Regions from separate parts of the Homo sapiens genome. Here all the other regions are linked to region 3. Evidence: read pairs that join two places in POLR2A ChIA-PET (ENCODE). Cell type or tissue: MCF 10A. All regions are shown on one strand. Each heading gives the region's core, and the rest is flanking DNA. Links, peaks and the distances in the headings are about the cores only. Region 1 holds the start of OTUD7B (OTU deubiquitinase 7B). Region 2 holds the start of VPS45 (vacuolar protein sorting 45 homolog). Region 3 holds the start of SF3B4 (splicing factor 3b subunit 4). Region 4 overlaps OTUD7B (OTU deubiquitinase 7B). Region 5 holds the start of H2AC19 (H2A clustered histone 19).

Region 1 (6,223 bases), core at 1,299-5,298, 82 kb before region 3:
TACAGGCGCCCGCCACCTCGCCTGGCTAATTTTTTGTAGTTTTAGTAGAGACAGGGTTTCACCGGGTTAGCCAGGATGGTCTCAATCTCCTGACCTCATGATCCGCCTGCCTCAGCCTCCCAAAGTGCTGGTATTACAAGCGTGAGCCACTGCTCCCAGCCGAGCCCTAGATATTTTTTTAAAAAATATGGATTCATGGTCTTCAGTTCCAAGAAAGAATTCTGCGTCAGTCTGAGGTTCCTAGGCATGTATAATATGTAGTTTTTAAAAACTCCCCAGAACCAATGGTCTAAATTATATTGGTGGCGGTGGAAAGGAAGTTATTTTGGTTTGGTTTTCTTTTCCACCACAAAAGCATATAAATGTAAATAGTTTTTTTCCCTGCCTAGCTACAACCTTTCTCTGAACATTTTCCCCAACTCTAGCCATTAGCCCCAGTATTGAAATAGTCTCTCTTTTTAGTTTCTCTGGTGAAATGCAAAGCTCTGGTTTTTCTGCTCTTGCTTAAAGTGATGTAAAAGCTCAGGGAGCTCCTTGAAGCAGCCCTTAGAATTGCTAAGACGAGTAAACAAAAACAGATCTCTAGGGTGGAAAAGAACTTTGGACAGAATAGCAGTTGAGGGTGTGTGGCCCTGTGTACACCGGTAGGATTTTGTCTGGTGCTTTTACCTTTTTTCCCTTACTATTCTACCTAGCAGCAAGAAATAGTCAACTGTGTTCTGGCTGCTGCCAATGTCTACATTAAACAGCTGCCTCTGAGCATCCAACCTAGTGCCAGCCTAAATGGCTGCATATCACTAGAGAAGAAGCCTCTAGTTTCTACGCAGAGAAACTGAGACACAGGAATGGGAAGGGAGTCACTTAATGGATTAGGGACTGGTTGAGCTGGGACCAGAACCCAGGTGGCCTGGCTCCCAGCCCAGCTGACCACACTGCTACCCACACAGCCTGGGCTGACCAAAGACAAGCAGCCCATTGAGCAACTGCACAAACAACAATGAATGATGGATGGTCAGAGCAAGAAATAGGCACAAAGCAACTGTGACCCCATCACTTCCTGGCCCCTAAATTTCCAGGCAAGCCTATAAAGTGTGGTCACTTAAATGACTTTGACCAGCAACTTGGCCCAGCTTTCAAATCTGGAGACCTTCTATGGTCACTGCCAAAAGAAAAAGTCTTATATTGAGGGTAGAGTGCCTTTGAGCTCCACGCCTGGTTCTATTAAGTCTGTGGCAGTGGCGTTAAGATTAGAAAGACATATTTATATGGGTATAACCTGGTTCTGGACAGCTGTGGTGAAACAAGGCAACTTTCAGATTTTGAGGCTCCTCTTCTACAGATCTGTGCTCCCATCTCAGATTTAACTAGCAAAGGGTAGGTGTGGTCAGTGATTGTTGTCACAATCATTCCAGAATGTTTGTGTAGAGTTACTAGAATTTCAGTCTTTTCATTCTAAAGTATTTTCATCCCTCTCACCTTTCTAGAACGACACCCTTTTCAGCTCCTTTCCAACGGCTGTAGCCAACTGATTCTACCCCAGAGTCCCAAGCGTCCACCCCCGTACCCTTCCAGTTCAGTTCAGTTAGAGTTCAGTTAGAGTCAATTTAGGTGACCAAATCTCATCCTGCTCTCCTCCTTAAATTTACCACTAAACGGTAGCTAAAATTTGTGGTCCCTTATACGCTTGAAGCCCACGCCAAATGACTTTACTTGTCAACCTCTATTGTATGTCTTGGATATGCCCCCATGCAAGGCACTCTGACTTGTTTGGCCTTAGCATGTGTGGACAGCCTTGGGCCCAGCCCTAAATTTTCGATTGTAAACCCAGGTGTATCCCTAAGAGATATAGCTGTCTAGGAAGTTTCCCTGTTTCAGGTGTCAGTTTCCTATTCTGAGCTAGACAATTCTAAAATGCCTATGCCCCACGCCTCCCCTTTAGAAACTGAGGAAGAAGTGAGGGGAAAGAAAAGTTGACTAGAGTATTTGTTTTTACATAGGCATAATGGGCACAATTAGGCAATACATTATTTTGAATATGCAGACCAGGTGCTATAATGTTAGGAATCTGAATTAAAATTTCAAATGTCTTTTGTTAGAGTATAGCCGGGGTTGGCATCGTTTTGTGTTTGTCATAAAGAGGTATTTACTAAATGGCCTTTCTTTCTTGAAACAGTCCACACAGGCCTAATACTTATTCATTCATTCAACAAATATGGAAGGTCTACTATGTGACAAGGATGGCTTATTATGTTCTCATAGCCATAGCTCATTGTCACTCAGGTAGGACACATACAAGTTCTGCTACATATAATATAGTTTTATGTATTTTACTAAATTGTAAAACCTTTGATGTCTGGGATTATGTCTTGTTAATTTTTGTATCCCCCTGTATCACTGAGAGCAGTGATACACATCACAGGGATACAATACATATTTGAATTATGCCATAATGTTTTAAAAGACATAACAAACGCACTAGAAGACATAACAAACGCACTATGTAAGTTTTTTTTACTGTTAGCAGTCTAAAGCAGATGTATCAACAGGGTATCACTGTTATGCAAGTAAATAAATATTAAGTGTTTACAGAGAAGGATATGTTCACTTCAAGAGTGAAGGAACAAGAGAAATATATAATTGGGTGGAGACTGGTGTGGAAGAAGCTAATCTTCCTCCGGTCACTCCAGAATGATTGTGTAGAGTTACTAGAATGTCAGTCTTTTCATTCTGAAGTATTTTCATCTCTCTCACCTTTCTACAACTACTCCACCCCTTTCAGCTCCTTCCCAACGGCTGTAGCCAACTGATTCTACCCCAGAGTCCTAAGAGTCCACCCTGTACTCCTCCAACTCCTGTTCAAGAATGCTCCAGACCAGGAGCTTTAGGGACTCGGGTCGGGAAAACACGGGGTCACGCGCGGGGCAAGCGCCAAACTGGCCGCAGCCTGGGGAGCGGCGCTAAAGGCGGGGCTGCGACGGGGCGGAGCGGGAGGAGGCCCGGGGGCGGCCTGGGTGTCACCACCAACCCGCTCCGGCCGGAAACTGGCGCCTGTTTCCGGCCGGACAGCAGAAAGCCACCGATCCTGAACCAGCCGCCGGAGCCGGAGTGGCGACCGGGTGCGGAGTGGGCAAAAAGCCACTGGGGGAGGCCAGTCCCGATCAGTCCTTTCTGGCTCCAGCTCCAGATCCCGTGCGGAGCAACAGCTGCGGTCGCAGTCTCCACCACCGCCTCCACCTCCATCGCCGTCGGGGGAGGGGCCGGCCGGACCCCGGGGTCACTGCCGAGGAATGAAGAGAGGCGGCCGGGCCCCGCGCTCCGCCCCGGCCTAGGGCCTTGCCCCGGGAGCCCGCGAGGGTAACGGAGCCCCCCGTCCTGACACCGTCCCCCGTCTGCTCCCGCCCCTCCCGGCTTCTCAGACTCGCAAACTCTGCTCCTCAGATCGCCACTGTCCCCTTTCTCCTTTCTGAATCTGTTTCACCCGAAGCCATCTCCCCTCGGCACTCCTTTCTCGCCCTGACTGCTCCTTGCTTCGTCCCGATCTTTCCTCCTCCCTTTCACCTGCGTCCTGCGTTCCTACCCCGCGCTCTCCAGCTCCCGGCCTCCCTTCCTGAGCTGTGCTGGCCAGTTTGGACGGTCCCCCCTTGTCAGCTAGACTTTCGGGAGGGATGGTGGAGTTTTAAGGTGATTAAGATGCAGTGTATTATCCCCACAGTAGGATAAAGTTCATTTAAAATCTCAATATAATACTAAAATGAAAAGCAAATAAGCTTATTCTTCCTATTGATAGCCAAACTAAGGTGCATACAGTAATGGAGGAAAGGCGAGAAAAAGGTGTGTGTGTGTGTTTGTGTGTGTGTGTGAGAGAGGGAGAGAGACGGAGGTTGACGGATTCTAGGGCAGTCTTAAGAACTTTAGAAAAAAGAAAAGTTGCCATGAGCCGATGGAAACTTTAGAAGCTGATGATGAGTAAGCCGGGGGCTGCGTGATCTCACTCTTCTCATAATTACTAGGTTAACGGTGTGGCTCCGGTCGGGATGGAATGGGATTTGTTTACTGGGCCGGCGTATTTTTAGCTTGTCGGCTCACAAGGACCAGCGCTCAGAGTCTCTTTCTCCCCGCTCGTGGTAGTCTTTCTTGTCTAACCTAGGTGGCTTCTCTGGGCACAATAAAGATGTAAAAATTTGAAATTAGAAACTGACTGGTGGAATTTTATGGAAGAAGTTCCCCACAAACTTTTCAGGCAGCTTTTCACGAATGCAAAGCCTAGAATTAGCAGGACGTTGACTTTTATTTTCCTTATCTTTTTATACGTACTACGTAACGCTTTGCTTAGAAATTCACATGCTGCTAATTTTTCAGTCTTTGGCCTCTAGTACTGTATATTTAGGAGATTTTTGAGGAGGCTGGATCCCTTTGTCTTTCAGAATCTATTTCAAAGGTGGAAAAGGACAGAGTAGAGAAAGAGGTGGCGGTAAGACTGGCTCCAAAGAGTTGCTAACCCCTAAATATTTAAAAAAGTTTCTATGCTATGTAACTTCTGAAAACATGTAGAAAATTTTCTTCCTACTAAATGAGATTGCATTCCTGATGGGGAGAAGACTTCAGGGACGGAAGCTGGGTGGCTAGGGAGAATCAGAGGTAGTTAAATATTTGCTGTGTATAACTTACAAATACATTATGCGCAAACAATGAAGAATTAATTATACGCTTTGTCTTCATTGTTTTTCAAGTAGTTCTTTTAACGTTCAGTAACCAACCTGCTGTGCTAGTCTATTGATATTTTGAAGGCTGAACAAAACTGTAAAATAAATGAACTTGATGTTGCTCCTCTGCAGGCTGAATACCCCCGACCGTTCTAATTTCCACTATTGACCCAGCTTGCCTCAGAGCACCTCCCTGACAAAGTGGCCAGTTACTATGTACTTAGAGATTGCAAATCAATGCAAATATTAGCTCATACTAGGAATAATTAAGAAGGTAAATATGCTGAAAACATATATTCCAAAACCAAAATAGATTTTTTCGATTTTACCCTCATTTTTGATTATCACCACCTTTCTGCCAATAATTATCCGTTAACATGAATAATTTAGAATTGAACAGATATCTGCTTTGGACATTACACTTTCAAGATAGAAGGAAAGATGGAAGGAAGATAGTGCCAAACTAATTTTTTATTGTCATTGCCTTATTTGACTTATTCCTTGCTTTTAATACTGAAGACTCCCTCGGAAAAAAATGTAAAACTTTGCCAAAGCAAGAGCTGGCTATCTACTGACTTGTATAAGGCCCGGTGACTGGTAATGAATGCTAATCATTAGGTGGCCTTTAGTGGCCTTATGTTGCCAACAACTTGGAAAATTTCCCAAAGCTTTATTTGTTTAATCTTTCTTTTGAGACCCCTATTTAAAAAACGACTTAATTTGGAGACGAAAATCTAATTTTTAAAAACCACATACACCTTTCCCAGAATCTGTTGATGATCAATAATTGTTTTGATCTGTGTGAGTTGATTGGTGCCAATATTAGTGATGATATCTGGGTAAATTCTATTTATATCTGCATCTAGCAACTCCCTAAGTTGAACTGCATACTTTATTCCAGGGCATGGGGATCAAAGGGGTTGAAGAAGCCTAGGAATGAGTGGAGAGCTGCCTGGTAGTCCACCACTATTCCTAGTTCTCAGGAGGCTTTATTTGCAATTTTGAGATTCAATGTATGTAACCAAAATAAGTATTCTGATTGTTATGAGGGCACTAAGTGCCACTTGTCAAAGTTTTGGAGCTCCTGAGTATCTTAAGCATGCTAAAAGACACTGGCCATTATAGTGTGGGTGTATGTGTGTATGAGTAGCACTCTCCTTACCCTAAACACTCATCCCACCAAAGGGAAAATCCTTAAACAGCGCTTTGAAATGTGACCTCAGCAGTATCTTTCCTATGGGAACTTAGGAGCTGTGGAATAGCAGACTGTGGAATCTTTTTTGTAGCCTCTGATAAATTCAGGTAATTAAAAATTTGTGTAACTGGAAGATAGATACAGGGCAGTTTTTCTCATGAATGCCTGAATTCAGTTGACTTTTTAATATAATAGAAGAGAGTTGTTTGTTTGTTTTTAAATAAGACATCCTTGCTGAGTAATGATTGAACACTTCTCTGGATAAAGCAGTCTCCATGCTCCAGTGACAGGCTTTAGGGAGGTATAAAAGATGTAAAGACATGTG
Region 2 (6,223 bases), core at 149-4,148, 140 kb before region 3:
GTCAACTGAAATATGGAAACAAAACAAGAAAAATGAAGGTTATAACACTGATGAACCAGGATAATTATGATGCCACAAATTATGATAATACAAATTTATTTTGCCTTCTTAATGCTTTCAGATCAGAGTGTTCTGCATCTGCCTGGGCAGATGGAAGCTCAGTTTATGCAGTACCTTTGTAGGTCGAAGAAAACAAATTGCCTTCAGGTGTTTCATGATCTCTCGATTTTGAGAATCAATGCGTTCAAAGAGGTACACTTCCTTCTGTAGAATCTCCGATTGTGTGTATACCATACTCACTATGCCAGTCTGTAAAAACAAAAGATTAACTAAAAGTATGCTAGTCTAGAATAATAAAAACAAGTAGCACATCTAACCCTCTTTTTTCATTAATACTTAGCTGGATAACTTAAATAGTAATATACGGAAAACATTTACTGAACATCCAAACAGGTAGGTAACATACGAGAATGAAAAATACGCTCTATCCTTTCAGCTGAAGCTTCAAGATTAAAAACAAAAAACATGGTCTCTTTGAACAGGAACAATCCATAAGTTTCCAAAAATATTTTTTTCTATCACCTTAAAGAGTTTTGTTTTCTGGTCTGTGGCCAACAAATAATCTGTCATTTCAGCTTGAGCTCCAACAGCTTTACTTTAAAAACACAATGTTGAGTGGAAACAGTAGGCCCATCCCAAAGCCTTCCAAGTGCTCTGACATATTAATGATTTCTTGGCGGGGACATTTAGAAAAGGATTTCTGATTCCAATAAATTGTTCCGGGTAGAAGTAGTCTCTAGGCAGTGGCTGGAGCCATGTAGACTGAAAACCCACCGGGCAAGCTTTATATAAACAACTTTTCAATTCCACACAAACCGACCCTCATTTTCGTATGTTTAATTAAATGCTAAGTCCTACAGTGGAATGGGACGAGCAATTGTAAGGTTGAGAGGGTTCCTTCACAAATGCTGAGCAAAAGCAAACTCACCGTCTCTTTATCCATGAGAAGTACTTTCATACCAGGCCCGCTGTCCTCTATCATTTTGGAAATGTACTGCTTCACAGCAAAAACCACGTTCATGGCGGCGAATTGACAAGTACCCTACAGCCCTTCCCGCCCCCTTTTCTGGCTAAATTAACCCCCAGTCTGTTGGCCGGGTCTCAGCTGCTTCCTCCCAGCCGGGATTCGGCTTCCGGGAGTCCGGGCAGCCACGGTGCTGGGAGTTGTAGTTCCGCTGGAGTGTACAGGGGACCAAGCCTACCCCGGGGATGGAAAAATCCGGCTGAGACGGCCTGGGCCGCTGCCACGCGCGGGCGTTATTCTCCACCCACCTGCGGCCTGAAGATGCCTGAGGCCCGGACTCTCAGACCCCTATTGCCCTTTGGTGCTGGAGGCCCAGCGGCAGCCTGAAGCCCAAGAGAGTGGAGCCTCGCGAAATGAGGAACCTGGCACAAGGTTTGCTTGGAAGCAGGAACGACGGAGTGTGGCTACGTGCCCTATTTGCCATTAACGCTTTCTTGCATGGCAGTGAGAGATGAGGGCAAGGGAGGTGGCATAATGCTCCCGGCCGCTTGGGACTCGGAGAGACGGCATTTAATAAATCACACGCGGTATTTGCGAAACAGTGGTCGAGATTCGTCTTCCCGGGTTCATTGCGTCATTAATAGGCGGGAACAGTGCCCCTGTGTTGAGGCTGCAGAGGCCCTAATTGGTTTTCCCAAGACAGAGGGGCATATGAGATTGAACAAATATTTGTTGAATGAATGAACAAAGGGAACGCCTTTTAGGGATGTTTCTGGGGGAAAGGCCTGAGGTTCTCCAGGAGGGTCTGCAGCTAGGGTCGGCCGTGGGGGCTCGCAGCCCGCGGGACCACCGGACCTGCAAGCGTCCCCCTGCCCCGCCCCCGCCTCGGCGCTCTGAGCAATTGGACTCTGCCAGCTCTAACTCCGGCGGGACTCTGAAACTCAGGCAAGAGCCGAGGTGACTGGGTCCTTTGAAATGGGTAGGGGACACGTATCCGGTAGAACTAAAACTAGCGTGGGGATTTGAAGCCAAAACTCTCAAGTTTTTACTGAATCTTAAAACCATCAACTTCCAAATGTCTGCATTTGTCTTTACACCACACAGGTCTCCCCTCTATCATGGCATTTGTCGAAAAGGAGGGTAGATGTTTGTTTTTCGCACCTTTACTTTGGGGAATTGTAAAATCAGGAAGATAATAAGAAACAATTGTTAGAAATCAGTAACTAAAAATGCTTATGAATATTTCCACCAAAATAATGACCAGTGTTTGTGAGGTCAATAGATTCAGGATTACCAAATAAATTCTTTCATTATATTTTAAGAAGTACACAGTTAAAATAGACCAATAGCACTTTAACATTAATCAGCTTAAGATTATGCAATATTATATATAATTCTCAAATCCCTTAAGGGAGATCAGAAACTACTGAAATATAAGAGATTTTTGTCACCTCTGAAATTGTGAAGAATATGTTTTTTTTCTTTCAGCTTTTCTACCAAGTAAATAAAGCTTCCCTTTAGGCATTTTACTAATTTTTAGATGTGTTTTGAAAGAAAAGTCTTAAGTTATATATTAAAGTGAAAATGTGAATCTTTAAATGGATACAAGAAATGTTATATGAACATTCCATTCTTATCAATTTAAATGTTCGTATCTTACAGAAAACATGGAAACAACGCTAATGAAAATCCTGTAAATCCTGTAAATTACTGATATTTGAAAATTCACTGCCAATCTCCTATGTCACTTGGTTTTTATTTTTCTTACCTATAATTTAGATTGCAGTATAGAAGATTTTTCCCCATTTTCTGTGCTTTTTTAAGAAAGAAGGAGATAAAGACTTGTCTATGAAATTCGTGCCTTTTTAAACAATAGTCAGTCTGTAAGCAATAGATGGAAAGAATCTTTATCCTTTTGATGATTTATACTTGGGCACATAACTTTTTGAGGGACGAGGAAAATACCTACTTGACACTTACTAACTCATTCCATTTCACATAAAATTTCATTGATGTCAGTGGCAGTGATATTTTATACATTGAGCGATAAGATATGGAACATAAACATTTTGAACAAAATAATTATTACATATTTAAAGGGTGCTGTGATGGTCCTGAAGTTAGACAGCATCCTTCCTTCCTGAAGAAAACCACACAAGCCATTTTAAATGTCTCCAAATTAAGAACTTCTTTTGTATCCCCATACCTCTAAAAATAGAACTGAAACCAATGATAAAATCCAAGCTCTTGCTTTGTGACTCATCCAGGATAAACCCAGTTACTTGTTTTGTTGCAGGCAAGTGACAGCAAATCCAGAATATGAAGTGCCTACTTATTTTTAATTTAGGGTATAAGTAAACTATAATAACAAGAAATATTTTCAATAGTAAAGACATTAAATTTAAAAAATAAATCATGACATCCTTCAAATATGAATGACTACATTAACTTAAAATCTTCAACTTGAAAAATTTGTTTTCACTGGGTCCAAGAAATCAGTGCTTTAAGGATAGAAAACAGGAAGTCAAAAAATGCAGTATTGGTCAGGCACGTGGCTTACTCCTGTAATCCCAACACTTTGGAAGGCCAAGGCGAGGCCAATCGTTTGAGTCCAGAAGTTCAAGACCAGCTTAGACAATATGATGAAACTCTGTCTGTACAAAAAAATACAAAAAATTAGTTGGGCATGGTGGCCAGCGCCTCCAGTCCCAGCTACTTGGGAGGCTGAGATGGGAGGATCACCTGAGCCCAGGAGGTTGAGGTTACAGTGTGCCACTGCACTGCAGCCTGGGTGACAGAGTGAGACCTGTCTCCAAAAAAAAAAGCACTATTTACATTTGTACATTTTATTTAGGCTTGTAAATATGTAAGTTAAATAATCAGGAATGATTATCTAAATAATTAAATGTACTTCAGCTTTCTCCATGTATACTATTTAGAGGTTTAACTGCCCATTTTGTGTTTAATCAAAATCATGATTTTCCCCCACCAGAGCTCAAGGCTTCAACACAAAACAAAGAATATGTAAATAAGCTTCAGCATAATTATAATAACAATATGGCCAACTCAGTTATTTTAGATTATTAATTCTCTATTTACTATAATCCTTGTTGCTTCATGTTAACACTTCTCTCATAAGCCATGGATAGGAAGGAAGTAAAGATGAAATTCAATGAAACTGAAGTTAATTAGATTTCCTACTTGATAACAATTGAAAAAAATATTTGCATAAAGAATGGCAGTATTGGCCAGGCACAGTGGTTCATGCCTGTAATCCTAGCACTTTGGGAGGCTAAGTCAGGAGGATTGCTTGAGCCCAGGAATTTGAGACCAACCTGGGCAACATAGCTAAACCTTGTCTCTACACAAAATTTAAAAATTAGCTAGGTGTAGCGGGTACATCTGTGGTCCCAGCTACTTGAGAAGCGTGCGGTAGGATTGCTTGAGCCCTGGAAATCGAGGCTGCAGTGAGCCATGTTCATGCCACTGCACTCCAGGCAACAGAGTGAGACTCTGCCAGAAAGAAAAGAAAAGAAAAAAGAGAAGAGAAGAGAAGAGAGAAAAGAAGAAAGAAAGAGAAAGAAAGAAAGGATTACTTGTGTCATACAACTAGTATTTGTGCAGTGTTCTTAATTTCTCTAACCATTTCTTCATCAGATAAATGGTAATAACGTAACCTACCTCATGAATTTGTGAGAATTAAATGAAATAATGTGCAAAAAAGTATTTTACACAGTGCCTGGTGCATAGTAAATGCTCAATAAATATCAGCTTCGATTATTAGAAATCAAAAGGTAAACATGTTTTAGCTTATTTTTCACTTATGGTTATATGTATTTCCCATTGACAAGAAAATTTAAACATAGAATCAATTTCAGAAAATGTCATCCATAGCTTCTAAATATAATTTCCATTAAGACTTGATCTTGTATTACTATACAATAATAGAAATACTAATGGGAAGATTTGACCTGCTCCATCATAATTTGTAAAACATGCAATTTTTATGAAGAAAAAACTTAGGAAAAATATGCTTCAAGTGATTTCAGAGGCTTAGTGTCTACGCAGCCTCAAATCAAACAGAATTTGTTAAATTTTCATCACAGTTCACCAACTGTGATGTGCTGAGCTTTATGGTAGCAAAAGCATTTAATAGCTTTAAATCATTGAGTAAAAATTATCTGCATGAAGAGTTCTGTCTGCACATTCAATAATTTCAGTGATTCCACCTTTCTGAGTAGGTAAATTGATAATAGCCACAGTGAGAATATTATAGCTGAGTTGGCTTGTAGCATGACTACCAACCAGCTATCAAATCCTGTGCAGACTCCTTTAAAATAACGATCCTGAATTCATACTTTTTATTACAAATAAGTTCACCATTTGTAGCATTTTGAGATGGCCAAAGAAACTGGATTTCTGTATTGCAACCACTCCACAGCAAGAAACATTTCTTTTTTTTTCTTTGAGACGGTCTTGCTCTGTCACCCAGGCTGGAGTGCAGTGGTGCCATCTTGGTTCACTGCAACCTCTGCCTCTGGGTTCTAGTGATTATCATGCCTCAGCCTCCTCAATAACTGGCACTACAGGTGCCCGCCACCAAACTGGCTAATTTTTGTATTTTTAGTACAGGCAGGGTTTCACCATGTTGGCCAGGCTGGTCTCGAACTCCTGGCCTCAAGTGATCTGCCTGCCTTGGCCTCCCAAAGTGCTGGGATTATAGGCATGAGCCACCATGCCTAGCCTAGAACCATTTCTATCTGCAGAAACTACAGGTAATATACTCAGAGACCTGAGTAACTGAAAATTTAGTTAAATAAGATCTTTGCATTCCCAAGGATGAAATGATCTAGTCTGAGTGAAATTTTTGGTGATTTGAGCTTGTTATAAGTATAAGTCAGGGCCAGCCTTGGTGGGTCACGCCTGTAATCCCAGCACTTTGGGAGGCGGAGATGGGTGGATCACTTGAGGTCAGGAGTTTGAGACCAGCCTGATCAACATGGTGAAACTCTGATTCTACTAAAAATACACAATTAGCCGGGCGTGGTGGTGCATGCCTGTAATCCCAGGTACTCAGGAGGCTGAGGCAGGAGAATCGCTTAAACCCGGGAGGTGGAGGTTGCAGTGAGCCGAGATCGCGCGCCATTGCAGTCCAGCCTGGGCAACAAGAGTGAAACTCCGTCTCAAAAAAAAAAAAAA
Region 3 (6,223 bases), core at 933-4,932:
TTCTCCTCTTCCTTGATTGTGTCTGGCAGCTCCTCCAGCAGTTTCCAGCTGATTTTGAATTCTCTGAGTTTTTCCTTCTTGCTCTTCATGACAGTGTCAGGGTTCCTGACACCCTTACCTTCCTGAGAAATACCCCCTGGGAGCGCGGAAAGCAGAGCGGACAGGTCAGTGACTTCTATTTTTGACTCGTGTTTTTTTTTCCATTGAGATGTACTCTCTGAAGTTTGGTCTTGATTTGTTTTATGAGAAGTGAGGTCTGTGAGTGGGGAGGGGGAGATTTATTCTCATTTTCAGGACGAGACTTTTGCCCTACATCTTTCCTAGAATAAGAGGTGAGAATCTCATGATTTGTCTCTAGATGTGGGAGGATTGTGTGTAACCATCCTTTTTCTTGCTTCCTCTGTCCAGTTAAACTCCTATACACAAGTCTACACCCCAGGATACTCCCAGCCTCCAGCTGGGAACTCTTTTAACCTGCAGCTGTCTGTCTGGGACTGGGATTTACGTTATAGCAATGCACAGATACTACAATTCCAGAATCCTGGCTATGACCCAGAACACTGTCCAGATTCCTGGCTCCCTAGACCACAGGTGAAGTGTCTAAACTTCCTAAATTCCCTTGACGTTCCCACAGGCTCATGCTACTAGACAGTGAGAAGTGAAAGACAAAATGTCTTGAGTTCCTTAGGGAAAGCTACTCCACTACTCTTCTGCAGCTGTCACTTATAGTCCCTGGGTGTCCCTAGGAAGACAGAAGACCTAGAATAGCACAGAGGGCACCCTTTTTGTCCTTCCTCAAGTCTGTTTACTCATCTTCCTGTCTCGTGCACACATAAGGTGCCCTAAAATCAACCTTAATCAGTCCCGAGGCCTAGTTGAAGCCTAATGAGGAGGGTAGAAGAGTTCTCATGGGGAGGCTTGTAGTTCTAGTCACCAGTGCAGTGAGTGGGTGGCAGCAGGACACCCTGTCCTGATCCAGATTGGGGAAACTAGGGTTATCTGGTCTCTCTGTTGCCAGTTGATTTTCTTTTCCTTTTAGCCAAGCTTCATGGTTCCTGGACCCCCCAGTTCTGTGTGGCTCTTCTCTAGAGGAGCATTGACCCCCCTGAATCAGCTCTGTCCTTGGCGGGACAGTCCTTCCCTGCTGGCAGTCTCTTCTCGTTGGCTCCCTCGACCTGCTATCTCCTCTGAAAGCCTGGCTGACCAGGAATGGGGTCTCCCCTCACATTGGGGAGCTTGCCCTTTACCTCCAGGGCTGCTGCTGCCTGGGTATCTGGGACCCCAGATCAGGCTCTGGAGACGCTGCTACCTGAGGGGAAGGCCTGAGGTCCAGGTAAGAAGGGAAAATAGACTGGGAGTGGGACAAGGGACTTGACTCTGCTGAACCAGATGAACAGGAGCTGGAAAGGCAAGGAGCTGAAGCCTCTGGGAGTCTGGGAAGTGAAGTTCTACTCCTCTTGGCATCAAACAAGGTTTGGGAGTGTAGGAGGTGCGGGAAAGTGCTTGTGGCTTAGATTAAGTGGAATTTAGGGCATAGCTGAAAGGGGAAACAGAATTAAAGACACCAGAAGTAGCAGAGAAGCAGGGGGCCAGAGCTACAACAGTATTCTTCTCTGTTCCTCTTTGCCTCCTCCCCAGATGGGCCTCTCAGCTCCCACAATCTCTGGCCTCCAGGATGAGCTATCCCATCTTCAGGAGTTATTACGGAAATGGACACCAAGAATATCTCCTGAGGATCACTCCAAGAAAAGAGATCCACATACCATTCTCAATCCCACTGAAATTGCTGGCATTCTCAAAGGCAGGGCAGAGGGGGATCTGGGGTAGAGGAGGGTTCTGTCTAATCTTTTTTTTTTTTTTTTGTATCTGCACTTGCAGCCTCAGCTTTCACACTTCAGCCCTTAAGTTCACTAAGAAGGTCTGAGTTTCTGCTGCAGATAGTGGTGTTAACTGCTCCAACTCTTGTCTTGCTTAGTTTCTACAAATATTTTTGCTTCTTGTCATTTGAAGGATTAAGAAACAAAAACAATCCAGAAATTGATCGGTTTTTTTAGGCCAATCCCATCCCTTCTGGATAACCAGATGTTAAATCATGAGATCAGAGATGCTGTTCATCAGTCCCAACAAGATGGCCTAGAAATCGCATTCTCACCTCGCCTTGCTGCTGCTTTAATTCCAAGTTCTATTTCTTCCCTTATAGTTTTCTATGGGAATGAGGCGGATACAGGAAACACCCTATCTCCTCTGTATTTTTGTAGTGGAATTTCTATTTAAGGGGCTCATTAAAGCATAGTATTTATACACATTGCTGGCATTGTTTCTTGTGTTTGAATAAAGGATTCTCCTAGGTAGGAAAGTGGTGGGTAAAAGGGGTGTATGACCCAAGAGAGGAAGGCATCCACCATATTATTGCTAAGGAAATAGGGGAACTGGGTTTGGTGAGGCTCTGCAAAATTCAAGTGCAATTTGGGGAAAGGGTTCTCTTGTGTGTGTCTCCCATTTAGAGGCAGATGGGGCCAGAGTGTTCTAGAGATCCAGACTCTAGAGCTCCGATCCCATCCACCCCTCAGCTGTGGTCACACACCAACGCGGAGCAGCCCTCACCCTCCCCATGCAATTAGGACGAGGTGAGCGCAGACGTCACTCTAAGCTCAGACATTTCGCAGTCTCCTCCCCTGAGGGAAAACCAAATACCTCCAGCCCAAATCAGGGTTGTGAGGCCAAATCTGCAAGAAGGCTGCAGGCGAGAGGGAAGGCTCCCTCTGCGCCTGAAAGCCCCCAAGTCCTCGGGTTGGGGGGAACTCTTCAGCACATCCTTCTCTGGACAACAGAAGAAGAATCACTGTCCACAAAATATATTAAAACTGAAATTTTTGTTCTTTTAGCTTTCGAATTTACACTTTTGAGAGCAGTGTGATTCTTTCAAGTCTAGCAGTGCATTAAGAGGGCCTGAGCGTTTCCGTTCCGCCCTCCTCGCTAAGACAACTAGCAGCGGCACCTCAGGACGCGAGCCGAGGACTCTACCGCCCGACCCAGGTTAAGTTTCGGAGGCTCCTAAGATGGCTGCAGCCGCTTCCAGGCACCTCCTCTTCCGCGGCCCCGCCCACCGCTACGTCCGTCTTCGCCCCGGAAGTGGAAGTCGTGCTGAGGTCAGAAGGCGGAACCGCTGCTGGGAGACGGCGGGATCTCTTTCGCCATGGCTGCCGGGCCGATCTCCGAGCGGAATCAGGGTAACTGGAGGGGGAAAGTCTGGAATGGGCTCAGCGTGGCTAGGAGGCCCCGACTACAGCCAGCAGTGTCTCTGCAGGGGTGGGAGACTGGACTCCTCCCTTCCCCAGAGGGCGCGAGACCGGCCCTCTGCCTGTTGGGGGCGGGGTGGCCGGGTGCTGGCTGAGGCCTCTGGGTGTGATACTTAAGTCCGGTCCCCTGCTGACTTCTCACTCAAAAAATCAAAAAAACCCACTCACAATACTAAATTAGACTTCAGAGGATTCCCGAAGTCCTGGGAAGAGAGAAGTTTAAGGGTTTAAACTTTTTTTTTTGCTCCTGTCCCCTACCGCGGTCCCCAGTTCCCCTGGTTGGGTTCCATCTTCATGTTTCCATCACTTCCTTCCTTCCCGTTACACTCTCACGCTTGCTCTTTTTGCTCCCTCCCTTCAAGATGCCACTGTGTACGTGGGGGGCCTGGATGAGAAGGTTAGTGAACCGCTGCTGTGGGAACTGTTTCTCCAGGCTGGACCAGTAGTCAACACCCACATGCCAAAGGATAGAGTCACTGGCCAGCACCAAGGTGAGTACATGACAAGGGGCGAATTGCTCCCGGAGGGTCCCAGCAGTATTCACAACTGTTTTGGAATAACATGAGCAACCTAAAGATTTTTTTCTTTTAAGCCTCTCTTCAGTTTATTTCTGGAACCATTCTTAAGTAAAGTGATGTTGTTTCTTTCTTGTTCTTTGTGATTAGAGGGTAGATGAATTTTACCCCATTTTCAGTCTCTTTACTTACGTTGTTAACCTCCTCTTCTCCACTTTTCCAGGCTATGGCTTTGTGGAATTCTTGAGTGAGGAAGATGCTGACTATGCCATTAAGATCATGAACATGATCAAACTCTATGGGAAGCCAATACGGGTGAACAAAGCATCAGCTCACAACAAAAACCTGGATGTAGGGGCCAACATTTTCATTGGGAACCTGGACCCTGAGATTGATGAGAAGTTGCTTTATGATACTTTCAGCGCCTTTGGGGTCATCTTACAAACCCCCAAAATTATGCGGGACCCTGACACAGGCAACTCCAAAGGTTATGCCTTTATTAATTTTGCTTCATTTGATGCTTCGGATGCAGCAATTGAAGCCATGAATGGGCAGTACCTCTGTAACCGTCCTATCACCGTATCTTATGCCTTCAAGAAGGACTCCAAGGGTGAGCGCCATGGCTCAGCAGCCGAACGACTTCTGGCAGCTCAGAACCCGCTCTCCCAGGCTGATCGCCCTCATCAGCTGTTTGCAGATGCACCTCCTCCACCCTCTGCTCCCAATCCTGTGGTATCATCATTGGGGTCTGGGCTTCCTCCACCAGGTAAAGCTTTTGGTTAAAATATGTTTGTCTTAAGGTTGGGGGAGAGGGTCAGGAGGAAGAAGAAAACAAGTCTGAAAGGGGGACAGGGGACATTGAGTCAGTGAGTTGATGGGAAGAGGACTGAGGGGTGATGGTAGTGGTGAAGAAGAAAGTTGTTGGGTTTCTTTAGGAGGGTGAAGTTGGTTGACTTTTCTAACATTGCTTTTGATTTTAGAGCACTGGGAGGAGGGGGAAAGAGCTCACCCTGCCTGGAGAGGCCAGATCAGGACAGGCTCTTTAAAGACATTTTCTCCTCACTACCATTAACTCTTCCTTTTTCCATTTCCTCTATAGGCATGCCTCCTCCTGGCTCCTTCCCACCCCCAGTGCCACCTCCTGGAGCCCTCCCACCTGGGATACCCCCAGCCATGCCCCCACCACCTATGCCTCCTGGGGCTGCAGGACATGGCCCCCCATCGGCAGGAACCCCAGGGGCAGGACATCCTGGTCATGGACACTCACATCCTCACCCATTCCCACCGGGTGGGATGCCCCATCCAGGTAGGTGTGCTTTGTTGGGAAAGGGAGGGAAGAGCTTGGTAGAGCATCTCTGTTACCACTCACCCTGCTGCCCTTTGTTCCTCAACAGTAACAGTTTCAGAGTTTTCCTTTCCTTCAGACATTCTATTATAAAAACATACAAAATGCTCTCTAACATCTACCACCCTGAATCCATTTCTTAAGTTTTTCTGACAAGTAGACTCTACTTGCCAGTTTTTATTTCTTTAATCTTTAGTTCCATTCTCTTCTCTGACTCCACCTCAAAGTGGTGACCTAATTGCCAAATCTCGGGGACGCTTCTGCTCCTTATCTAGTTTGACCTCTGATATACTTGAAACTAGTTGTGTCCTCCTGTTTGAAATTCTTGTCTCTTTTTGCTTTTGCTTTTCTAGATCCTCCACCCCTCTCTCTGACTTCTTAATCTCAGCTACCGTGATAGACTCATGTCTACTTGTGCCTAGATTTTTGTGCTTGTTTCTCTTTTCTGCATATATCTATAGTTTTAATTGGGTATATACTGATGCCTCCTAGGTCTGTATCTCTAGTCCGTAGCTGTTGATATTCCAGATCCTTGATGCTGCTGCTTAATAGATAGCGTCATTTTTCTATCCCTCTCCTTCAAATCCATTCTTCTTCTAGTGTTCTTTTTTTTCAGGTGCTTAATTCATGAATCTGAGAGCTATGTTTGACTGCTCCCTATCACCCCACTCTTAATACCAAGTCTTATTTGTATCAGTGGCATCTCTCCCCATGGCCAGTGCCCTAGTTCAGTCTCTCATTGCCTCATTATTTTACACTTAATTTGTTGTAGTAATCTCTTGCCACTTTGACTCCAGTTTTCCCTAACTTTGATCTACTTTCACAGTGTAGGTCTTTTAAGACACAGATGTGCACACACTTGCTCAGAATTCCTCTGTTGCTCCCTTTGACCTACAGAGTAAAACCCAAACTCATTACCATAGCATTCACAGCTCTTTATGATCTGGCCCCTGCCCCTCATTTCTATAACTGCATTTTGCTCCTGATTACTGAGTTAACTGGCATTTCCTGGAACATACTGTGCTGTTTGCCACACCTGTGACTTGCACATGGTAATCTTTCTG
Region 4 (6,223 bases), core at 1,242-5,241, 69 kb before region 3:
TGATATTTACATGAAGGTAGTCGCATGTGAAGAATTAAGACACGACAGTGGGAAAATACAATGATGCTAACTAACAAAAATGTAGTTTGTTTATTTATTTATTAGGGACAGGGTCTCACTATGTTGCCCAGGCTGGTCTTGAACTCCTGGGCTCAAGCCATCCTCCTACCTCAGCCTTGTGAGTAGCTGGGACTATAGGTGTGTGCCACCATGCCTAGCTCCAACAAAAATATATTTTAGAAACTTATCTCCTCTTATGTGTTCCATTGTGAGCATCTGCTTTTGCCTCCCTTGAACTGGTAGCTCACCTGGCTAAGTATGAAACCATCAATTTCCTGAAAATTTCTATCAGTTCTAAGGGACAGGATTCTCTGACATGAACAATACTTGGTCCCTGTTGTTTACTGACATGAATAGAGACTTTCCATACCCCTTCTTAGAACTCTGAAAATAGAATTTGAGAGTTAGACTTAAGAGTTTCTGTGTCCTAGCTTCTTTGCTTGCCTAAAATAAATTCCTGGCTATTTGGCACAAGGTGTCCTGTCATTTTAACAACTTTAAGTTCCTTCTTTCTCACATCTTTGTAATTTTGTATAATATACTAGTTCATTATGAAAATTGAGATTTAAATCATCTGTGCAAATTTCCCTTGATGTTTGCTGCTTGATTGAAACTACAAATTCCTTTCCACCGAACACTTGGCTGTGCACTGGAATCTGGGGACAATGCACTAAGGAGATGCCAAGGAGGAGTTACCCAGTAAATAAATAAGCAGGAGGAGAACTGGCCCCTTGGGAATTTATATTCTGGGTTACATAGGACATGGTTACATACAGATAAATGCATATAAAGAAAAAAAATGTGAGAAACAAATACAGGCTATGTAGCAGTATATCTAATATCATATAGCATTTTAGAACTGAAAAGAGATTTACATATTGTCATTTTCTAGGTGAGGAAAATGAGACCCAGAAAATTTAAATGACTTGTCTAAGGTAGTAGTTACTGTCAACAGTTTATTGGATATCTGTTCTCTGAAAAGTTAGGCTTCCAGTATATTATAGAAACAGTCAAAGTCATTAAGAACTCACTAATTATTTGTGAACACTGAATATTTGCATAAATAGATAAATAGTAATACAAGTCCAAGGTACTAAGTACCAAGTGAGGAGTACAGTTACATAGCTATATAGAAGTTTAAAGGGAATAGATAGGGAAAAGTTTTACCTTTATGGTAATCTAGACCTTAGAGAAGAGAGAAATATAGCGGGGAAACATTCAAGGTGGAGAACCAGTGAGCTGAGCTCACCTTGTTTTGGGGGCAGGAAAAGTAGTTTGTAGCACAGTGTTTTACCTAGGAGGGCAATAAGATCAGTAAAGTTAGTAAAGTTAGAGAGTTAGATAAATTGGAGTGAGACTTAAATCTCAGCCAAAGGAATTTGGTTTTTATACTTATACTGAAAAATCTCTGAGTAGGGAATTGTATTGTATGAATTAGTATTTTAGGAAAACTGATTCAGCCTTGTGGTATAAAATAGAGGAAAGGATACCAGTTAGAGGACTGTTATAATAGTCCAGGAAAAAGACTGTCTACAAGGGTAATGGTAATGCAGAAAGGGGGAGAGATTTGAGTAATTTGAAGAGAGATAAGGGGAATTTGGTAACTGATTATCGTGAAAAAGGTTAGGTAAGAATGATCACACATTTTCAGTCTGGGTAATAGCAATAAGGAGAGCTGGGTTTGGTGGGTTTCTGATGCCTCTCCGAAGTGGGGTACCTTGGTAGACAGCTTTGAAAGGTACTGAGTCTGGCTCAGCATTCTCAGTGGATACTGAATTCAGGGTTTAAGTAACTGGTTTATGTTTGCATGCCTAGTAAGTAGTAGGACTTGGTGTGTATCGTCCGTTCTTTTGATTGTTGTTTAGTGCTCTTTCTACTAGATCACATTGCTTGAGAAGAGATGGGTCAAGTGGTTAAAAACAGAACAATGCCTGGAAAACAAAATGGGAAGTTGAAGACCACATTATGGTGAGGTTTAACCACAAGCTGTTTCAGTTCCGTATGGGTTTTCCTTATATTTAGACACAAAATGTGTGTACTTAGTCTATCAGGCTCTTAATGCAATAGTGGCCTGGGTTTCTTAGAGCTATCTTCTGAGATTCAATTCGTCATATTCAAGGGGAAAGATTTCTTTAGATTTTGGATTTAAGTGCATAGTCTCTCTGACTCCCAATTTGAAGATACAATTAGTGTCCCCCCACTCTCCCTGCAAGAAGGTAGGCTTGCTTGAGTTGAAAGCTGTGGGTGAAGTAGCCTCAAAGGCCCATTAGTCTTTTTTTTAGTAAAAGGAAGAGAGCTTTAGACCCAAATCTTTGAGACTTATTTACCCTGTCAGCAGTTAAAAACAATTTACTGACATAGATCTTATTACCTGAAAGGGAGAGTAAATACTATAAATCAATTGAGTATTTTTGCTAATAGGAGATTTTTTACAGCGTTGAATAGCCTTAGATCTTTTGTATTTGCTTTTAAAATACATAGTCAGGCATATTTAAGATGTGACTCGTTCCTACCCCTTTTCTTGTTTTCTTCTTTTGCCAGACTTTTATCTATGTGATAACAGATACTTGAGGATTGAAAATACAATTTTCTGAATCAGCTAACACTTGTTATGCACCTACCGTAAGGGACTGGCACTGTTATTTAATTTCGTCTGCCAAGACTAAATATTCTCGGATTTTTTGACTAGGAACTCAGCTGCTTCCTGGAACTCAGCTCCTTGCTGTCACAGTTTTAAGCATTTTTAAATGTTTTCTGCTAGGTAATGCTCACAAGAAATCCTTGTGCCTGTTATTAAGCTTCTAACTCCAGAATAAGCACCAGTCATCCTAGGTATGGCCCATGATGATAGTAATAAACATCTTCTAATGCTTGGCTTCTTCCATGCTTATCCTATCTTATTCGTGGCCACAGCTCGTCTGTCATAACTTCTGACCTGGCTGGAGAATAAAGGGAAGAAAACTTTACTCTTTAGTAGCAAGATCCTAGCCTGAGTTATACTAAACATTTTATATAACACCTCATTTATACTCATAGCAATGCCATAAAATAGATACTGTTATGCAACCTTACAGATTAATTCATTCAAAGTATGTATTAGTGTGATTTAGGCACTGTTTAAGGTCCTGAGGATGCTATAGTGAATGTCAGATGAAGTATCTGCTAAGCAATAGAGACGTTAAATAATTTACCCAAGGTCACAAATCAAGAAAGTAACAGGTAGGATTTAGATATAGCTCTAACGGATTCCAAAAGGAATGTCTGCAACCATTGTTACATTATGCCACTGTTTACATATATTGGATGTTCTCTGTGAATATATAAAGGCATAAAAATAGGTGGAACCCCAGTTTTTTTTGTTGTTGTTGTTAAAAATGGTCTTGATGAATCCAAGAAAGAAATGTGTCTTGGTGCTGAAAAGCATACTTGCACAATAATGCTTTTCCTCTCTTCCCCTTGCCTCTCCCTTCTCCCTCTCCACTCACTTGTACCTGGGTATAAACTGGACAGTGTGACCTGCTTTGGCATTTGAATGAGTTTGTGCTTTGAGAACTAGGAGAATGTTGTTTGCTTGTTTCTTTTTGGCTTCCTGAAAGTTCGTGCCTGCTTGCAGGTTCTTTCTTGTAGCACAATGGTGAGTAATGTGTTGTTAACATTGTAATGTGGTCATGCGAGTTGGAATTTTTTTTGTTTTCCCTCAGTTCTCTCTGATGAGTATGCAGGTAGGGACTCTTGAGTCAAACTTGCCTGCTCAATTCATTCAAATAGAAAAAGCTTTCTGTATTCAGAGGACTAGAAAAGAGTTTTGAGGTTGGAAACAATACCAAGATCCAATGTCTTTTGCCCAGCTGAAATTCAGTTTTGTTAGCATTCTAGGTTTATTCTTTAGCTTGTGCTATCTAAGAGAGGACTTGTTTTAGATTACGGCCACTATTACCGTGTGCCATACCTGGGATGTGTGGTCTTTACTCTGGAGTTAGCATCTTCAGAACAGGTGCAAGGATTTATTTTGAGCATTATCTCGTAGAAAGCATAAAAAAAATGCTGAAGACTTAGAGCGAGTAGCTGAGTTCCAGTAGGAATTGAGTTCCAGTTAAGTTCTAAGGATTAATTAGGTGGGATCAAGGTTGCCAGTGTTTTTTTTTGTTTTGTTTTGTTTTTTTGAGGTGGAGGTTTGCTTTGTCACCCAGGCTGGAGTGCAGTGGCACGATCTTGGCTCACTGCAACCCCTGCCTCCCAGGTTCAAGCGATTCCCCTGGCTCAGCCTTCCTAGTAGTTGGGATTACAGGCACGCACTACCATGCCTGGCTAATTTTTGTATTTTTAGTAGAGACAGGGTTTCCCCATGTTGGCCAGGCTAGTCTCTAACTCCTGACCTCAAGTGATCCACCTGCTCAGCCTTCCAAAGTGCTGGGATTACAGGCATGAGCCACTGCGCCCGGCCAAGGTTGCCAGTATTAGAACTGTCTGGTATTGGAAAGCTAATCAATTTAGTATTGGGGATCCAGGAGTATCTGGGCATAGTTGATGAGGTTAGCGAGATGATTTATGTGGATGTATCTAACCCACAAGTAATGCATGGTACTTGGATTAGGTGCACAATAAACGTTAAATCTTCAAAAGGTCCTTGAATGCTAAATGTTGTCAGTTTGTCTTTCTAGAGCAGCTTCTTTATTGTTAGTATTCCTTCTGTAGAAGAATATTTATTAAGTATTTAACTGTGGGTAAAGCATTTGGGAAAAAGATTGAGGTAAACAAAGATTTATAGTGTCAAATTCTTGCTGAGACTGTAATCTTAACATTTATACACTGAATCAATTAGACCTAGCATTTAAGGGGATAATTTACAGGGAAATTTTTTCTGTGATGTTTGCATTGCTAGAGTCAGTCCAATGCTTTTTTGATAGAAATAACTTCTTGAATTGAAAATGCTTGCTCTTCAATTCCAGTTAAATTGGGTTTGATTAGCCAGGCATGGTGGCATTCGCCGGTAGTCCTAGCTACTCAGGAGGCTAAGGCAAGAGGACTGCCTGAGCCCAGGAGTTTGAGGTTACAGTGAGCTATGATCGTGCCACTGCGCTCCAGCCTGGTTAATAGAGCAAGACTCTTGTCTCTTAAAAAAACAAAAAATTGGGTTTTTTTTTTTTTTTTTTTTTTGAGATGGAGTCTTGCTCTGTCACCAGGCTGGAGTGCAGTGGTGTGATCTCAGCTCACTGCAACCTGACCTCCGCCTCCCAGGTTCAAGCGATTCTCCTGCCTCAGCCTCCCAAGTAGCTGGGTTTACAGGCGCATGCCACCACACCTACCTAATTTTTGTATTTTTAGTAGAGACGGGGTTTCAACATGTTGGCCAGGATGGTCTCGATCTCTTGACCTCGTGATCCGCCCACCTCAGCCTCCCAAAGTGCTGGGATTATAGGCGTGAGCCACTGCGCCCGGCTGGGTTTTGTTTTTGATGTTTGAGATAATTGCCTATGATATTTCCTTTTATCCCCTCTTCATTTTTTTCAGTGAATGAGGTAATAATACATTTGAAAGTATTTTATGAACTGCAAAGTTAGCACTTGTTATCACCACCACCACTACCAATAATAGTGTTAAAAATAATAATGGGATAGGACTCACTCTTAGAAGGGTTGGTTTCTTGGATTAATTTCAAGAAGGCTCAGAACACAATGGATGTTTACCAGATGGCTTGTGTACTAATTGATACCTTTTGTAGTTTTTGTGGAAAGGAGAAGGAAAAACAGAAACCTTCACTGAAAACTTGGCCTATGTAATTGTGGTCATTGTGAAGCATTGCCCATACTACTTGTACCCACTCAGTATGGGGCAAGAAAGTTTAAACAGGATTTACATGTTTGACCCTAGAGGCTTAGAGTACATTCTATTGGAAGCATCTGTCTGCACAGGAAGCAACTCATCCCAGTTTTGGTAAGATCAACCACATTCCTATAATACAGATATTATATAATAGATATTTTAAAATGTATCGATGTAGATCAGTATCTGCTTGTTTTCCCAGATTAGTAAGATTAAGGAAACAGTGCCTTTGACCAAAATATTTGGTTAGATATTATCATAAAAAAACCTTTACAGTCAATTTCTGATGATTGACATTCTTGGAGAGGAACACATGACTTTAATAATCCAAAGGAGTAAA
Region 5 (6,223 bases), core at 1,451-5,450, 79 kb after region 3:
TCCTCCCTAATCCCGCCCACCCCGCCTCACTTTCTACTTACCAGTTGGCGAAGTTTCGCAAGCTTGTTTTTCCCCTTTCCTTCAGGGTGAAAGTCATTTTCCATTGCAGCTTTGTCAGATTGTTCCCTTTCCGCCCTTCGCTTCCTTAGAACACACTGCCCGCAATACCCCCCCTTTCTTGCTGCGCCCTACAGCTCCCGCGTGGAACCTCATTCTTCCATTTGCCCCCCGCCCCCAGTTGCTACTTGGCGGATCGTTTTTCGCCTGTCGGGTGCCTTTTGGGTGGGAGAGGTGCCCGCCCCCAGGACGCAAGATTCCGCCTCCGAGGCCCTTACTCTCCGCCGCCAGGGCGCTTTGGAAAACAAAACAGAAACTAAGACTTAAGTCAGCTCAGTGAAGCCAAGACCCAGCTCCGCCACACTAGCGAGCACTACCCGCTCAGGGCCCTCCCCATCGGGGGTGGGGACGAGGAGCACGTCCCGCTGGTGCCAGACTAGGTCTAAGTGTCCGGCCATAGCCTGCGGAAACCACTAGGGAAGCGCGCGCTCCGCGCGCAACACTTCAGCGCGTTGGGTACTGCCCGCGGCGCTGGTGTTTGTGACTGTGTGGAGCGGACCGTGGCGGCGCCCAGGACGTTTGGTGCCTGCACCTGCCCTGGGAAGTCCTAGGACTGGGGACCCACTCATCGAAGAGCCAAGGCAGTTACGTGCTCCAGATGGAAGACGGCGCGCACACACACACACCCCGCCCCGCCCCGCCCCGTCCCGTCCCGTCCCGTCCCGTCCCGTCCCGTCAGCTCCAGGTTCGCTATTCACTACTGAGGAACGCTGGACTGAGAGTGGCCAGCATTAACAACTCTTTTATTTGAAAACGTGGGTGGCTCTGAAAAGAGCCTTTTGAGTTCACAGGTGCCCCTTCGAGACGCGGGCCGGGCTGGGCCCACTTGGGCCGGACGTCAGCCTCACTTGCCCTTTGCCTTGTGGTGACTCTCCGTCTTCTTAGGGAGCAGTACGGCCTGGATGTTAGGCAAGACGCCGCCCTGGGCGATGGTGACTTTGCCCAGCAGCTTGTTCAGTTCCTCGTCGTTGCGGATGGCCAGCTGGAGGTGACGAGGGATGATGCGCGTCTTCTTGTTGTCCCGAGCCGCGTTGCCCGCCAGCTCCAGGATCTCGGCGGTCAGATACTCGAGGACCGCAGCCATGTAGACGGGCGCGCCGGCCCCCACTCGCTCCGCGTAGTTGCCTTTGCGCAGCAAGCGATGCACTCGCCCTACCGGGAACTGAAGGCCAGCGCGGGACGAGCGCGACTTGGCCTTGGCGCGGGCCTTGCCTCCTTGCTTGCCACGACCAGACATGACAGCGATAGTAGTCACCGAGAGAAACTCCTGCCTGGCGATCGGGAAAGTCGCCGAAAACGCCGCTGCTTCACCTTTTTATAGACAGAACGGCGATTGTCCACGGAGCACTTTGATTGGCTCAAGCAAATTTTGTCCCGATAGCCAATAGGATAGCTCAGCCAGAATCCACTCATTTACATAATCTCGTCTCCCTCGCATTGCGCGCCGCGGAAAACTCGCGAACCATAACGCAGCGTCATGCGCACAGCCTCTGTAAGTACACAGTCGTTTCCGGTAGACCCCGAGCCTACCGCTCTGCTTGCGTTCTCGGGGGTCGGTGTCGGTCTTGGGTCTGGCCATGCCTGAGCCTGCAAAGTTCGCGCCGGCTCCCAAGAAGGGCTCCAAGAAAGCCGTCACCAAAGCCCAGAAGAAAGACGGCAAGAAGCGCAAGCGCAGCCGCAAGGAGAGCTACTCCATCTACGTGTACAAGGTGCTGAAGCGGGTCCACCCCGACACCGGCATCTGGTGCAAGGCCATGGGCATCATGAACTCCTTCCTCAACGACATCTTCGAGCGCATCGCGGGAGAGGCGTCCCGCCTGGCGCACTACAACAAGCGCTCCACCATCACGTCCCGGAGATCCAGACGGCCGTGCGCCTGCTGCTGCCCGGCGAGCTGGCCAAGCACGCCGTGTCCGAGGGCACCAAGGCGGTCACCAAGTACGCCAGCTCCAAGTGAGTCCCTGCCGGGACCTGGCGCTCGCTCGCTCCCTCCCTCCCTCCCTCCGCGGGTCGCCGGCTGCTTTGTCTCCAAAGGCTCTTTTCAGGGCCATTTAACCACCTCAGTTAAAGAATCTTTCTTGTGTTGTCAGTCCCAGTTGATGTTTTTGGCTTCACGTCTGGTTAACTTTAGGAGAGCACACAACACCAAGCACAGATAACTATTTTCTTTTCACATAGGCATTGCTATAAGTAAGCTTACATAGATTGATAGTGGTATCTTACTATGGCATAGATAGGTTGGGGCTTGCCTTAGAGGGCTGCTCTTGAACTGTCTTTGGCCTGGTTACGTACCCGTGAATATGTGCCCAGGAGATTGTTTCCTGTTGAGAAACGCAGTGTTAATTTTGATAAGTTTATGTAAGATCAAATTGTGTATATGAACAAAGGTTGGGTCCGCTCTTCAGTGGTAAAATGAAGGTAGAGATTAAATGCATTGTATGCTCTCAGATGTGTACTTAAAAGGGAATAGCTCAACTTTTATATATGGTATCGAGAAACCTGAGGTTTTTATATCATTGGTTCACAAACACGTGCCTACACCACCACTCATGTGAAAATTCCTTAAGGAGGTAGATGGAAGTTCGATTTTGATAACCAGGAGTTAACACCGATAACCTTCTGCGCTTTCTAGTTGAGATACCCTAAAATCTACCCAATACCATTAAATGGTTTTTTTCCCCAAGAGTTATCACTCGGAAAAGCTTGTCCAGTTTAAGGGTTTGTTCCATACAATAGCAACAAAATATACGATTTCTGAAGCCAGAGTTTGGGATCCCTGAAGAGGAGAAGGACCACCAATTTGCAAGGGAGGTTGATTAGGTTTGTTTTCTGCTTTGGGAACACTGGACTTGGAATCACACAGCCTCATTAACCTCAAAATATTATACTGATTGCTCTGGGGATCGTAAATCCTAGGCTGGCCACAATAGAAGCGAGGAAAGCAATTAGGAGGCTGTTGCAGTGTTGTGGGCTGGAACAGTGATTAAGACTTAAAGTCTCTCCAGACCAGCAGCATCAGCATTACTTGAAGTTACTAAAAATGAAAATTCCCAGGTTCCATTATTTGTGTTAAGCTTTCTGGGTGATGGTGATATATGCTAAAGTGTGAAAAACAACGGATAAATGACATGCTGGAGTGCAATGGTGGTAATGGAAACAAATGTTGGATTTTATCTTTGAGGTAGAATTAATAGGTGTGGCTGAGGAACAGGATTTAGCTAACAGTGAAACCCCTAGATTTTTGGCTTGAGCAACTGTGTAGATAGTGGTACTATTAGGATAGAACACTGAGAGAAGATATTCGTTGGGACACTGAAGGGAGATCCAGAGTTCCGACTGAAATTTGAGAAGCTCTTTGCTATTCAAGTGGATATGTGCAGTTGACAGTTTGAGAGATGCATCTAGGGTTCAGTAAAGACAACACAAGCCTGTCTTTAGGGTCTACCTGTGAACTGTGAACACAGCAATGAGAATGATGGACATCACCTTTAAGTATTTTTCTAGACTTTATTACTCATGTGTTTGTCATGAGGTGTAACTTAGTAGTTCATAGTCCTATAATGTATGTTATTGACTAGGTAGCATTTATTTTTCTAATTGTTTCTGTTATAGTGCTGCCACATGTGTTTCCCAGAAACGCATTTTACCCACAGTTCTTAGGGTTGGCCTGATTAGTTTAATTGCTGTCTGAACCTGCTTCTTACTGTGATTAGTTCAGGAATCTAGATCAAACTCATTGGCATTTAACATTTCAGGAAGTGAACTGAGTAACAACTAACTCAGCAGGGGAGTGTAGTATGCTATTATCTTTTGGGAAAGCAGCTTATTTGCTTTCAAGAGGCAGCAGGAGGATGGACTGTCTTTAGGTATGAAGGCAAGAATGATTATAGACAATATGCAGAGGAGGACACAGTGTGGGAGAATCAGGGAACTGAGCCACTCATGGAGTTCAGCCAACCTTGGATCCCTGCTGCACCTTTGGACTTCCAGTTAAGCCAATTTGTCTGACATATTTACTTATACCAGTTTGAATCTTGAAATATTTCAGGAATAATAATTTCCTAGATAAAAGGAAAGACCTTTCATGAAAGGTCTCAAGTCAAATAGGGTCAATTAGGACAGAGTTGCTCCAATTACATATTTGGAACAGATGTCCAAATGTTAATACTTGACTAAGGCTAAAGACTAATATTACCATCACAGGAAAAATGTCCAGGGTTTTTTTTCAGATGTGAAATTTTATTTAAAAATTTTAAATAAACTAAATCAAAAAATTTTAGTAGTTGTACTAATTTCCTGGGGCTGTCAAAGTACCACAAACTGTATGGCGTAAAACAACACAAAGTTATTCTTTCATGGTTTTAGAGGCTAGAAGTTTGAAATCAACGTGTTGGTAGGGCCATGCTCTCTCCAAACCCACTAGGGGAAGACTCCTGTCTTTCAGTGTCTGGTAGCCCCACTTGTTCTTTGGTTTCTGGCAGCATAACTGTAATCTCTACCTCAGTTTTTTCATGTATGTCTCCATGTTTTTTTACTTTCTTTCTTGAGATGGAGTTTCACTCTTGTTGCCCAGGCTGGAGTGCAGTGGCATGATCTTGGCTTACTGCAACCTCTGTGCCCCGGGTTCAAGCAATTTTCCTGCCTCAGCCTCCCGAGTAGCTGGGATTACAGGCATGCGTCAGCACGCCCGGCTGATTTTGTATTTTTGGTAGAGATGGAGTTTCATCATGTTAGTCAGGCTGGCCTCGAACTGACCTCAGGTGATCCACCTGCCTTGGCCTCCCAAAGTGCTGGGATTACAGATGTGAGCCACTGCACCCGGCTGTCTCCATGTCTTCTTATAAGGGTATCAGTCATACTGGATTAGGGCCCACCCTAAAGACCTCATTTTAACTTGATTACCTCTGTAAAGACCCTGTTTCCAAAGAAGGCAAAATTCTAAGCAACTAGGGGTTAGACTTCAACATATCTTTCGGGGGGACACAACTCAACCCATAACAGTAGTCAATGGCTGTGGCAGGCTAAATGTGGCTCCCAAATATGTCCATATCCTAATCCCTACAGCCTGTGAATATTACCTTATATAGCCAAGAGGATTTTGCAGATGTGATTCTGAGATTGAGAGATTATGCCAGATTATCCAGGTAGGCCCCAAATGTAATCACCACAGTCCTTATAGGAGAGGCAAGAAAGTCAAGTGTAGAAGGAGGCGATAGAAGGAGAGAGGGATTTGAAGATTAATAGGCTGCTTGCTTTGAAGACAGAGGGAAGGGACCATAAACCAGAAATAAACCTCTAGAAGCTGGAAAAGGCATGGAAATAGACCCTCCCTTAAGGTCTCTGGAGGGAGTGCAGCCTTGATTTCTACCGAGTAAAATTGATTTTGTACTTCAGACCTCCAAAACTGTAAGAGAATGACTGTTGTTTTAAAACCATTGAGTTTGTAGTAATTTGTTGCAGCAGCCACAAGAAACTAATACAACATCTATATAGAATTTTTTCAATAATTGGAGAAATTTGAATATGGATTGCATATTAATATTACTGAATCAGCATTAAATTTGTTAGGTGTAATAATGTGATTGTAGCTATTTAGGAGAATATCCTATTTTTAAGAGACATGCCACCATATTTAGGGAGAAGTGCCAACATATTTGCAGTTTATTTTCAAATGGTTCAGAGGCTGTCTGTGTACATGAGAAGACAAAGATAAGGCAAATGCAGCAAAATTGTAATAATTGGTGAATCCAGGTGAAGGGACTATGGCTGGTCTTTGTACTTTTTTTTCCAACTTTTCTGTAGGTTTAAAATTTTCAAAATAAAAAAATGGGAAATACTTTAAAAATTGTAATCAAAGACATTAGTACAGAAACTTTCATAATGTATTTTATTTTTACAGTAAAATTAATTTATGTAAATTGATAGAATTTTACTAATTTCACTCCCAAGTTACATTAAAAGGCTTACATATGTTTGATAATAGCATATGTAAACTAGAACTCTGAATGATATCCATTGGTCATAATACGTACTATGTAGCGGTAATGGTGACTTTTGTGATTGCACAAGTCTAGAGATGCCCCAAATGACATTGACTTAGACATCT

Evidence for each region. ChIA-PET counts read pairs that join two places held together with the same protein. Peaks named below come from ENCODE experiments on the same cell type or tissue, not always from the same donor. Only the 100,000 strongest peaks of a DNase experiment are listed, where the experiment ranks them.
Region 1: POLR2A ChIA-PET joins it to region 3 with 38 read pairs; 13 of 35 experiments call an interaction of 5 or more read pairs at or near these places.
Region 2: POLR2A ChIA-PET joins it to region 3 with 23 read pairs; 8 of 35 experiments call an interaction of 5 or more read pairs at or near these places.
Region 4: POLR2A ChIA-PET joins it to region 3 with 10 read pairs; 9 of 35 experiments call an interaction of 5 or more read pairs at or near these places.
Region 5: POLR2A ChIA-PET joins it to region 3 with 12 read pairs; 6 of 35 experiments call an interaction of 5 or more read pairs at or near these places.

The regions. Positions count from the first base shown.
Region 1 is chr1:150,007,579-150,013,801 of GRCh38, reverse strand. OTUD7B (OTU deubiquitinase 7B) reads left to right here and starts at 3,076. Exons shown (of 12, transcript NM_020205.4): 1 at 3,076-3,354. It overlaps LOC124904413 (a long non-coding RNA gene), which reads right to left and starts at 1,339. Exons shown (of 3, transcript XR_007066598.1): 1 at 1,277-1,339. RefSeq lists silencers at 2,915-2,964, 3,225-3,514 and enhancers at 4,035-4,084, 3,449-4,331. In MCF 10A, for the core only: no CTCF peak of the experiment used is centred there; DNase peaks (open chromatin) are centred at 3,031, 3,531 and 3,991.
Region 2 is chr1:150,062,716-150,068,938 of GRCh38, reverse strand. It overlaps VPS45 (vacuolar protein sorting 45 homolog), which reads right to left and starts at 1,163. Exons shown (of 15, transcript NM_007259.5): 1 at 989-1,163; 2 at 175-309. The coding sequence starts at 1,081. It also overlaps a transcript of OTUD7B not described here. RefSeq lists an enhancer at 1,207-1,536 and a silencer at 1,747-1,986. In MCF 10A, for the core only: no CTCF peak of the experiment used is centred there; DNase peaks (open chromatin) are centred at 1,208, 1,658 and 3,288.
Region 3 is chr1:149,924,733-149,930,955 of GRCh38, reverse strand. It overlaps SF3B4 (splicing factor 3b subunit 4), which reads left to right and starts at 3,153. Exons shown (of 6, transcript NM_005850.5): 1 at 3,153-3,230; 2 at 3,662-3,790; 3 at 4,038-4,580; 4 at 4,914-5,120. The coding sequence starts at 3,197. MTMR11 (myotubularin related protein 11) reads left to right here. Exons shown (of 17, transcript NM_001145862.2): 14 at 1-164; 15 at 409-591; 16 at 1,040-1,333; 17 at 1,639-2,305. The coding sequence ends at 1,827. RefSeq lists enhancers at 1,773-1,842, 2,977-3,356. In MCF 10A, for the core only: no CTCF peak of the experiment used is centred there; DNase peaks (open chromatin) are centred at 2,665 and 3,105.
Region 4 is chr1:149,993,579-149,999,801 of GRCh38, reverse strand. All of the region lies in intron 1 of OTUD7B (OTU deubiquitinase 7B), which reads left to right. Among named protein-coding and RNA genes, the nearest start is that of OTUD7B, 14 kb to the left of the region's middle. In MCF 10A, for the core only: no CTCF peak of the experiment used is centred there; a DNase peak (open chromatin) is centred at 3,731.
Region 5 is chr1:149,846,245-149,852,467 of GRCh38, reverse strand. It overlaps H2AC19 (H2A clustered histone 19), which reads right to left and starts at 1,407. Exons shown (of 1, transcript NM_001040874.1): 1 at 874-1,407. The coding sequence starts at 1,354. The coding sequence ends at 962. It also overlaps a transcript of H4C15 not described here and the pseudogene H2BC20P. RefSeq lists an enhancer at 662-1,344. In MCF 10A, for the core only: no CTCF peak of the experiment used is centred there; no DNase peak of the experiment used is centred there.